Regions from separate parts of the Homo sapiens genome. Here region 2 is linked to region 1. Evidence: chromatin contacts called from ENCODE Hi-C or POLR2A ChIA-PET data. All regions are on one chromosome and are shown on one strand. The core of a region is the stretch at or near the end of the contact, and the rest is flanking DNA. Distances in the headings are between cores, read along the strand shown.

What was found. A loop is a pair of places that touch in the nucleus more often than their neighbours do. ChIA-PET counts read pairs that join two places held with the same protein, here RNA polymerase II (POLR2A). Pooled maps may share reads with other maps.
Region 2: a map of Caco-2 shows a loop between it and region 1 (5-fold over the local background). The contact joins the promoter of SALL4 here to the enhancer-like site in region 1. A Hi-C loop is called at or near these places in 3 of 168 maps with a recorded cell type or tissue (Caco-2, PC-3 and endothelial cell of hepatic sinusoid) and 1 of 50 pooled maps. POLR2A ChIA-PET finds 5 or more read pairs at or near these places in 1 of 52 experiments (K562).

What each region holds. Positions count from the first base shown.
Region 1 is chr20:51,742,338-51,747,881 of GRCh38, reverse strand. All of the region lies in intron 1 of ATP9A (ATPase phospholipid transporting 9A (putative)), which reads left to right. Among named protein-coding and RNA genes, the nearest start is that of ATP9A, 23 kb to the left of the region's middle. RefSeq lists a silencer at 4,598-4,892. Within about 2 kb of position 3,226, at least 12 of the 41 ENCODE cell types and tissues checked have a DNase peak (open chromatin) inside an H3K27ac peak, as active enhancers do; they include PC-3, where a contact is called at or near this core.
Region 2 is chr20:51,799,877-51,805,420 of GRCh38, reverse strand. SALL4 (spalt like transcription factor 4) reads left to right here and starts at 2,900. Exons shown (of 4, transcript NM_020436.5): 1 at 2,900-3,142. The coding sequence starts at 3,013. RefSeq lists enhancers at 2,554-3,195, 3,839-4,481, 4,997-5,046, 5,194-5,544.

The DNA.
Region 1 (5,544 bases), core at 1,977-4,476:
TTGGCTGCAGGAGGGTGGCTTGGTAAAGGGACAGCAGAGATGAAAAGGTGAGAAGGTGAGAGCCTTGGACTTGAGTCTGATAGCTGTAGGATCTTTGTGGGAGTGGGTCAACACACGAGTCATACTTCTATAAGAGGAGTCAGGTCTGCTGAGCAGCAGAATACCCACAGGGAAGACTCAGAGATGGAGAAACAGGGAAAGGCGACAGTCCCAGCATCCCTGACTGCCCATCTGCTGGAAGCACCTGTGGTAACAGTCATGGGGCAGAGGAGGTGTTTGTTCCTCAGTGCTTTTTCCTAGGCTTATATTAACACATATTTTGGTATTAAAATACAAAATAATAAATTACATGTTTCTTGCCTTCTTTTTTTCTTCCCATTTAACCACCTGGATCTTTCCCTGGAGTGTATATGTCTCTACTTCCTTCTTGCAATTGGTACAAATCCATTGCACAGGGGGTGCCTTTGTCATTTCCGGGGTGTTGCCCTGTCTATTGCCGCTGTGAACATCCTCGTGCATCTCCCATAGGACCAGAGATCGCTCCCTACCTCCCTCTGGCAGGACTTGCTGGGTCAGAGGACCTGAGCTTTACATTTAAAGAGAAGCTGCCACATTGACTTGGCTTTTCTCATGAGGTGATTGATATATTCCCATTTCTCCTCCAGACAGTAGCATTTCTGTGGCAGGGATGTGTTCAGACTTCAGACTTCGCTTCTTTCTTTGCATCCTTCCTGACTTAGGTTTTGTATTCTCCTAGTTAAACAGGAAAAAAAAAAAAAAAAACGAAAAACCCAGACCTTAGATGTATTTAGAAGGAAGAGCAAAAGTTTCCCTTCATACCTTTCCTTCCACTCCTTTTTCTTTTCTCTTTTTTTTGAGACGGAGTCTCGCTCTGTTGCCCAGGCTGGAGTGCAATGGCACTACCTCGGCTCACTGCAACCTCCGCCTCCTGGGTTCAAGCCATTCTCCTGCCTCAGCCTCTGGAGTAGCTGGGATTACGGGCGTGCGCCACCACACCTGATTGATTTTTGTTTTTGTTTTTTGAGATGGAGTCTCGCTCTGTTGCCCAGGCTGGAGTGCAGTGGCGTGATGTTGGCTCGCTGCAACCTCCACCTTCTGGGTTCAAGCAATTCTCCTTCCTCAGCCTCCTGAGTAGCTGGGACTACAGGTGTCCCCCACCATGTCCGGCCCATTTTTTGTATTTTTAGTAGAGACGAGGTTTCACTGTGTTAGCTAGGATGGTTTCAATCTCCTGACCTCGTGATCTGCCTGTCTTGGCCTCCCAAAATGTTGGGATTACAGGCGTGAGCCACCGTGCCCAGCCCTGACTGATTTTTGTGTTTGTAGTAGAGACAGCGTTTAGCTATGTTGGCCAGGCTGGTCCTGAACTCCTGACCTCAGGTGATCCGCCTGCCTCGGCTTCCCAAAGTTCTGGGATTACAGGCGTGAGCCACCGTGCCCAGCCTCCTTCCACTCCTAACTGCCCTCTTAACAACTGCTGTCCATAATGGTACCACGTGGCTATTTCAATCAGTTAAGTGAATGAAATAAAAAATTTTAAAAACTTTTATTTTAGGTTCAGGGCTACGTACCTGAGGTTACATCAGTAAACTCATGTCACCGGGGTTTGCTGTACCCAGGTATTAAGCCCAGTGCCCAACAGTTATCTTTTCTGCTCTTCTCCCTCCTCCCACCCTCTACCTGCAGATAGACCCCCAGTGTCTCTTCTTCCCTTCTTTGTGCCTGTAAGTTCTTATCACTTAGCTCCTACTTATAAGTGAGAACACGTGGTATTTGGCTTTCTTTTCCTGTGTTAATGTGCTGAGGATAATAGCCTCCAGCTCAATCCATGTCCTGCAAAAGACACAATCTTGTTCTTTTTTATGGCTGCGTAGTATTCCATGTGCATATGTACTACATTTTCTTTATCCAGTCTGTCTTTGATGGGCATTTAGGTTGATTCCATGTCTTTGCTTTGTGAATAGTGCTGTAGTGAACATTTGTGTGCGTGTGTCTTTATGGTAGAATGATGTATATTCCTTTGGGTATTGAAATAAACTTTAAATGTCACATTTTGGGTACTCAGCAGCCACATGTGGCTGCTGGCTACTGTGCTGGATGATGGTGCAGTATAGAATGATTCCATCATCACAGAAGCCTAGTGGGCAGAGCTGCTCCAGAGCAGGGCTCTCCACCGCAGGACTATTGACATTTGGGGCCAGATTACACTCTCTGGTGGGGGGTCTCCTGGGCATTGTAGGATGTTTAGCAGTATCCCTGGCTTCTACCCACTACGTGCCAGTAGTGCCCTACTTCCCTGTAGTAGTGACAATCAAACACATCCCTAGACATTGCCAAATGTCTGCAGGGGGCAAAATCCCCCCGCCCTGCTATTGAGAACCACTGCTGTTGACTAATTCATAACGGCTTTTAATTTTTTTCCTTTTTTTTTTTTGAGACAGAATCTCACTCTGGCTGGAGTGCAGTGGCAGAATATTGGCTCACTATAACTTCTTCCTCCTGGGTTCAAGCGATTCTCCTGCCTCAGTCTCCCCAATAGCTGGGACTACAGGCACCCGCCACCATGCCCAGCTAATTTTTTTTTTTTTTTTTTTTAGACGGAGTCTCGCTCTGTCACCCAGGCTGGAGTGCAGTGGCATGATCTTGGCTCAGTGCAGCCTCTGCCTCTCGGGTTCAAGCAATTCTCCTGCCTCAGCCTCCCCAGTAGCTGGGACTACAGCCACACCTGGCTAAATTTTGTATTTTTAGTAGAGACGGCAGGGTTTCACCATGTTGGCCAGAATGGTCTTGATCTCCTGACCTCTTGATCCACCCGCCTTGGCCTCCCAAAGTGCTGGGATTACAGGAGTCAGCCACTGCACCCGGCCCATGCCCAGCTAATTTTTATATTTTTAGTAGAGACAAGGTTTCGTCATGTTGGCCAGGCTGGTCTCGAACTCCTGACCTCAAGTGATTCTCCCGCCTCGGCCTCCCAAAGTACTGGGATTACAGGCATGAGCCACCATATCTGGCTACTTTTAATTTTTCTTCATGTTCTTCTTGGATCTGCCCAGCGTCAATGCTGAGACTGTTCTTTCCTGGACCCTGTAACTTCCTGGAAGGTTGGTGTGTCATGCAGACAATTCAGCAAATATTTGCGCAGTGCTAACTGATTATAGGGGAACTCCCAGCAGAGATGATGGTTTCTGTGGAGGCCAACTCCTTGTTACATTAGTTACCTTTTTCAGAAACATTGTTCCCTTGGCTCTGCTCCTCTAATATTTGCTTTTGCATTTCAGCCAGATTGTATGAAACCATTGCACATCTGGTTAGCAGACTATCTGCTGTTAAAACCTTTATTTGTCTTAAAGTCAAATCCTAAGAAAATCAATTTTGGTTTTCCTTTATATAAATGGTCTAGGCTGGGCGCGGTGGCTCATGCTTGTAATCCACTTTGGAAGACTGAGGCAGGTGTATCACCTGAGGTCAGGCGTTTGAAACTAGCCTGGCCAACATGGTGAAACCCCATCTCTACTAAAAATACAAAAATTAGCCGGCTGTGGTGGTGCAGGCCTGTAGTCCCAGCTACTCAGGAGGCTGACATGGGAGGATCACTTGAGCCTGGGAGGCGGAGGTTACAGTGAACCGAGATTGGGCCACTGCATTCCAGCCTGGGTGACAGAGTGAGACCCTGTCTCAAAAACAAACAAACAAAAAATAAATAAAATAATAAATAAATGGTCTAAGCAGGAAGCAGTGTAAACGAAGTTATTTATAAACTTACACTTTAACCTAGTTGAATGGCTGTTATCAATGGGTGAGAAAGTTATTTCATATTTTCCTTTTTCATCTGGAAAAATAACTTTTTTTTTTTTGAGATGGAGTCTTACTCTGTCACCAAGGCTGGAGTGCAGTGCCAGAATCTCGGCTTACTGCAACCTCCACCTCCAGGGTTCAAGCGATTCTCCTGTTTCAGCTTCCTGAGTAGCTGGGACTACAGGTGTTTGCCACTGCATCCAGCTAATTTTTGTATTTTTAGTAGAGACAGGGTTTCACCATGTTGGCCAGGATGGTCTCGATCTCTTGACCTCGTGATCCGCCCGCCTCAGCCTCCCAAAGTGCTGGGATTATAGGCGTGACGACCGTGCCCGGCCTAATTTCTTACTCTTAAAGGATTTGGGCTGGGCACGGTGGCTCATGCCTATAATCCCAGCACTTTGGGAGGCTGAGGCGGGCGAATCACGAGGTCAGTAGTTCAAGACCAGACCAGCCTGACCAATATGGTGAAACCCCGTCTCTACTAAAAATACAAAAATTAGCCTGGCGTGGTGGTGCACGCCTGTAATCCCAGCTACTCGGGAGGTCGAGGGAGTAGAATCGCTTGAATCCGGGAGGCAGAGGTTGCAGTGAGCCGAGATCCCGCCACTGCACTCCAGCCTGGGTGACAGAGTGAGACTCCGTCTCAAAAAAAAAAAAAAAAAAAAATCAGTTTCGGTCTTGCAGCCCATCTCCCCAGCCTGTCTGGAATGTGGGATGGAAGTTTATTTGTCATGGCAGTGTCAGACGGTCCAGTTTCAGTTTGGTGTTAAGGAACAACAGCAGCACCCACAACACCAACGTGACAGCTGCCACAACACAGCTTTGGGCCACTGCTCCTCTGGAACCCTGGGGCACCAGGGAGCTGAAGTCCATGCATGCAACACGCAGGGTGTGGCTGCAGCTTCCCCAGGAAGAGAACTGCATGTATAAATCCACTCCTCAGTAGGGAGGCTGGCTGTCACTTCTCTTGTTTGGACAGATGTGGGGGAATTTGGTCACTTGTAGTAAGTTTGCCACCAAGCTCAAGGTTTCTACCGTGGGACAACAGTTCCAAAATGCTGGGCAGGCAATGGTTCTGGGTGCTGCAGTGATAAATTTAAGGAATTCATGGGCAGGAACTGACTCACATTGAGACATTTAGCAAGACGCTTATTTATTTTTCAGTTTCCCTTCAGTATTTACAGCCCTGTCAGGGCCTACTTTTTAACACCAAACACTTGCTAACTTCTCAGCAATAAAGAAAGGAGGGGCCAGGTGCGGCGGCTCATGCCTCTAATCCCAGCACTTTGGGAGGCCGAGGCGGCTGGATCACTTTAGGTCAGGTGTTTGAGACCAGCCTGGCCAACATGGTGAAACGCCGTCTCTACTAAAAATACAAAAGTTAGCTGGGCGTGGTGGTGCACACCTGTAATCCCAGCTGCTTGGGTGGCTGAGGCACAAGAATTGCTTGAACCCAGGAGGCGGAGGTTGCAGTGAGCTGAGATCGCGCCACTGCACTCCAGCCTGGGCGACAGCAAGACTGCGTCTCAAAAAAAGAAAAAAAAAAGTAAAGGAGGAGGAGCAACAGCAGGGTAGGCTTCTGGCTCAGAGGCACTGCCAGCTGCAGCAGCCAGCTGGAGTGGAGTAACACACTTTGCTTTTCATTGTGCTGGTTTTGTTATTTATCTTCTGTTTATGGCAAGTGATACTGGTTTCTAGTTATGGTAATGGCATGAAGTTATCTTT
Region 2 (5,544 bases), core at 1,651-4,150, 58 kb before region 1:
ATTACATAAACATTGACAATGACTGGATTATATAAACCCAGTCACCTAACAAAGGACGTTAACATGAAAAAGTTTAATATCATCCTTTACTCTGAACATTTTCTTTTCAAGCTTGGGTCCCAACCAGGTCCTTTGGTTTAATAAATAACTTTTTTGTTGTTGTTTTTTCATGAGACAGAGTCTCACTCTGTCGCCCAGGTTGGAGTGCAGTAGCTAGATCTTGGCTCACTGCAACCACCGCCTCCTGGATTCAAGTGATTCTCCTCCGTCAGGCTCCTGAGTAGCTGGGATTACAGGCATGCGCCACCACAACCAGCTAATTTTTGTATTTTTAGTAGAGATGGAGTTTTACCGTGTTGGCCAGGCTAGTCTCGAACTCCTGACCTCTGGTGACCCGCCAGTCTTGGCCTCCCAGAGTGCTGGGATTACAGGCGTGAGACACTGTGCTCAGCCTGAAACAACTTTTGATTACGGACTTGCCTGTTGCTATGCCCTCCGTTCATCCCCTGCTTTGCTCTAGGACTTACTTTATTTTCCACCAACTGGCTCCTGGCTGCAGCTGTTAAACTGGGGGTAGATTCAAAACATGTACTGTGTCCTGCTTTTCTTGATATGACATTTGTGGAAGGTTTCCATTTGAGGGAAACTTCTTGACTTCATCTGTTGGAGTGATTTCTGAAGACCCAAGATTTTTCTAGGACACTTTAAATTTAGTTTACTGTACTCCGATTTTTCTTCTTTAGCTATCTTCTCTATATTCAGCTATAGTTGGAAGACAGGTATTAGGATGTGATAGAATTTTGGAGTCAGACTTAGAAACTGACCACCGGCTTAGAAACTGACCACCAGCTCAGCCAGTTTCTAATTAAGTCACTTCATGTCTTTGAGCCTCAGTTTCAAAATGGAGAGGACAATAGGGCCAACCTCCATGGGAAGATAAAACAAGGCGGTGTGCATTCATTTAATGCAGTCTGTGGCATGTACAAGGGGCTCAATCAATTATTATTATTACTATCACTTGGAGAGTCAAGCGGCACAATTTTGTCTCGTAGTAAGGCTAACATGTTACAACTATCATCTACTAAAATAAATATAAACAACTATATAAATGAAATTTTCCTTAACCCAATAGTATTTTTTGAGCCATAAACCCACTGCACATTCGTTTAGATTTGTAAGTTAGATCTCCTGCCACACTATCTTACACAGAAAAGGTGTTGAGAATATTAGTAGATTAGTCAGCAAGGCAGGTGCTAATTGGCCTTTTTACTCAGTATCAGAATTCTAAACTGCTTCTATGTATTATTAAACCAAATTCTTACCTTTTCAATCTGGCTGTTGGCTATAATTCTGTCTTACTTGCTTTAAATATTATACATAAAATAAGGCAAGACTTTTTCAGAGACTCAAAAATTGAAGGTTAATCTTCCTTCAACAAGTTTTTACTGATGGCCACGAATATAAAAAAGATGATCAAGCTGATTTATTTTCTGCCTTGGGTTGTCCAAATACCCAGGTGAACACATTGATGAGCCCAGCATTCCATTTTGCTTGTATTCCTGATGAGTTTACAAGCTGGGAACGTGATGAATAACTAATCAAGAGAATGCAATGCACAAATGTGGAGGGAGGGTTTATATCTGCACAGTCCCTTACAATGAAGTAAATGCCAAACAAAGACGCATGCCCAGAGCAGTTATGGAAAGACCAATCAAAGACTTAGCAGGTTGATGATTTCATCATTCATTTAACATTTATTGAGCATGTACATTGTGTAAAGCAGTTAGCCAAATTAAGTATACATGAATTTACGGTATAAATGTGTATACATGTAATATATCATATACACACACACAAGCCCCACTTTAAAAAATTCCAGGCATCATGTGTCAATGATACAATCACTTTGAACGATACACCTTTTCTGTAATAATGTGTGTATTGCACAAAAAAATTCCAATAGTGATTAGTAACAACCAGATACTGTGACAGTGCCCCATTGCCATTCCATGGGAGATGCAAGAGCATTGTCTCAGTAATAAAATATGATGTTATCAGGCATTTATGGCTCCTGGGGAAAAAAATGCAATTGCTTGCTGTTTTGATATTATCTCTGACTATGCTTGCTTATCATTTGCCATTTCTATATTTAGTAGCCAGTCATTTTGAAGTTAAAAAAAAATCAAGGTTTGCATTGTAACCACAAACCAGTCTTTGTGAACAGGAATCCTGGAGGCTATTAATCAGCTTTTAAAGGAGGTAAGTCATGGTGGTGGTGGGGTATCTGAAATTTTGGAAGTTCCGAGCTCACTTTAAGAGTTGAGATGGGTGGGAGGGCTGAAAACACCACCATTCATCATTCTTCAGTTATCTCGAGACTCAACTTAAACATTTTTAATCAAAAAGATGGGAGGGGACACGGGTCACATCTCAGGTTTGGGGGAATGTGTGTGCGTGTAGATGTGAAAACTGAGCCAAAATATTCCACTGTGAAGAGATCTCCCTTCTCGGCTGGTGGACATCAACCTTACCAAGTAATCTTTGGAGCAAGTAACTACCAAATAAAGCCGTTCCAAAACTTCTACGTAAGCTCCTACTTTTTAATGAGTACGCATTTCTCCCCATTTTCTTTTCCTCTCCAAGGACTGAGATAGCTGGAGCAAGGATGGGTCCCCCTCTGATTTCGTCCCCGCCCCAGCCAATCTGAGCCCGGATGCTAATTAGCTGCGCTCCCCTGATGAACACGCCTTTGTCACAAGTAGGCCCGGACTACAAAGCCCAGAATGCCTCACCCCTCCCTGATCAATGAGGGCTTATTTAAATGATCTCTGAGGTCTTGGACCCAGGCCAATCAGCTGTCAGGGCTCATGATAAATCGCAATGCATTATTGATAATAATAATTACTGGGACATGCGCGTTCCGGCCGAAGGGGGGTAAATTTCCCAACTCCAGGAATTTGTGGCGGAGAGGGCAAATAACTGCGGCTCTCCCGGCGCCCCGATGCTCGCACCATGTCGAGGCGCAAGCAGGCGAAACCCCAGCACATCAACTCGGAGGAGGACCAGGGCGAGCAGCAGCCGCAGCAGCAGACCCCGGAGTTTGCAGATGCGGCCCCAGCGGCGCCCGCGGCGGGGGAGCTGGGTGAGTGGGGCTGGGGCGCCCGCCCGGGGAGGGGAGCTTCCCGGACGTACGCGGGATCCTCGAGGGCGCAGGCTTCGGGGAGCGGGCGGCGTCCAGCGCAAATTCAGGAGCCGAGATTTGGGGGCTCAGTGCCCGGGAGGAGAGGTCTCCTCCTCTCCCCACCACCCCGCCTTTTGCACATTTCACACTTTTTTCCTCTTCTCCCCTCTTGTGTAAGTTTCACCCCCAGCTTTCTCCCCTAATTGTAAAATTGACCCCCACTCGCTCCTCTGTTCTCGCTCCCGAAAGGTTCCCTTCTCCTTGTCCTCTGCCCCTCACTTAATTGGTTCCACTCCCCTCACTGGTGTTACCCCCCCCCCTTGTAACTTAGGTCCCCCTCCCTCGCGTCGCTCTCAAAAGAAAGAACCCCGGGGGATCCCCACCCTCTCCACCAGCCCCTTGGGGCTTTTCTTGGAGGCTGGAGGAGGGGCGCACCCCTGGAAGACCCCCCGGAGGAGGACGATCTGTTGCACGCGCCCCTCCCGGGCCAAGTGGGGGGAGGGGGCGCGACCTCTCCCCACCCTCAGGAGCTGGGGTGCGGGCCACCCGCGCTGCGCAGGGGATTGGAGGGCCCAGAGAGGTGGGGGAGGAGGGCTCAATGTTTCCCTTTAAAATTTTTTTCTTTTCTGGATTTCGCCTTTTCTGCCCGGGCTGCGCCGCCTGCCGATCTTCGCCCTAACCTTTCGGGGCCTGACCTCCAGCCATCTTTGATTTCCGACTTCCTAAAAATAACCGCGGCAAGCCCGAGGGTGCGAGCCCCCAGTGGCCGGGGTGGCGGGCGCGCGGCAGCCCCACTGGGGTGCACCGGCCTCCCGTTTTGCGTGGCTTTTCTGGAGCGCTCGGCTTTCCACATTTGCGCTTGGGTGTGAAAGGGGAGAGGTGGGGGGCCAGAGCGAACTCCCGCGGCTGACCTGGCCCACGCTTCCGCGGCCAGCGTTTCCCAGATCGAGGGGAGTTCGGGACCCCAGCCGCGCCAGGAACGGCGGGGCCAACTCTGTTCCCACTTCATCACTTCACCGCGGAGGTTTTAGGAGCGAGGCGGTTTTCCACTATCTCGTCTCCATCCCGGCCCGCCAAATTGTCGCCTGATAAGTTTTTAGCGTGCGCGTGGGGGGAGGGGGGATTTGTAGCCTCCTCTCCGGCCTTGTTCGTCGCTCCGCTCCCCGCCTGCTTTCTAATTTCCCTGCAGCAGACGGGTGTGCGCGGCAACCCCGGAGGACTCTCAGAGACCATCTCTGATACCCGGGGTTTCCCGAGAAGACGGTCGCCACTTTTTGGCTTCCGTATCCCCGCCTTTTTGTCGGAGACTGAATGTAATACATTTCCCAAGTTTATAATACGTCAATAGAATTCCCCGTTTAACATTTTTCCAGGGCAAATTAAAAGGATCGGCTTGACGGAGGGGATGGCTGGGCGTTTTCGGGGCGCCGGGTGGTCAGCGCAGCGCGCACCCGAGGTCCCAGGCGCCTGGAGGGACTCTCTTTGTGCCTTGGTTGGGGGCGGGGTGGGGTGGGGGTTGAGGGGAGCGTGAAGGCTTCGTGGCCTGGCCCACCTGGAACAAAAGGGTTAACCCTCAGCCCGCCTGCTTCCTCCGGAGAGGAGGGGCGAGCTCCTGGTTCTGACCCCTCCCCTGGTCCTACGCTGACCTCCCCTTCCCCCTTCATTTTGGGTGGGCGCACACACGTGGGGCTTTTGGTGGTGTTTGGCACCTTTCGGGAGGGAAGCTTGTTACGAGAGGGCTTCTGAAATTAACGATGGTTGGAGTTTGGAATCAGAGTCAACCTGAGCTGAGCTAAAACCTCGGGCCTGGCCGTGCGCTGCCACTGCGATTTGGGAGGGAGGGGAGTTGGCTATTGATCACCAGGGTTGTCGCGGACAGCCCACCCGGCTTGCGCGCGGGCGCCCCCTGGAGGCCCAGCTTGAAGCCTAGCCCTTTGCTGGGAGGCGGGGTCCCTTCGCAGGTACTGGCTCACACCTGGTGGGTGGGACGGGTTGTGGGGGTGAATGGAGAGTGCTGGGCTGGGCCAAGGATGGGTACCCTAGGGGATTCGTGCCGGTCGCCTGCTTGATCGTCGTCTGTGCCCGCTGTTCTTTGCCAAGTGTGGAATTCTTGGTAATAACTCCTGGCGGCTAGAATGTGTTTGCAGAGCCTCCAATTGCCTCCTTGGGAGAGAAGGTTGTTTTCCCAAGCAGTGCGTTTTTAATGGCTGCGTTTGGGTTGTTTGCATTTGAGCTGCCTAAAATTATATGTGTTAGGTATATAATGTAGACATACATATCTAACTTAGATGTATGTATATGTCTCACATAATTTTTTAGAATGCAGATTGAGCTGGTCTTATTTTGCAAAGCCATTCGAGAAT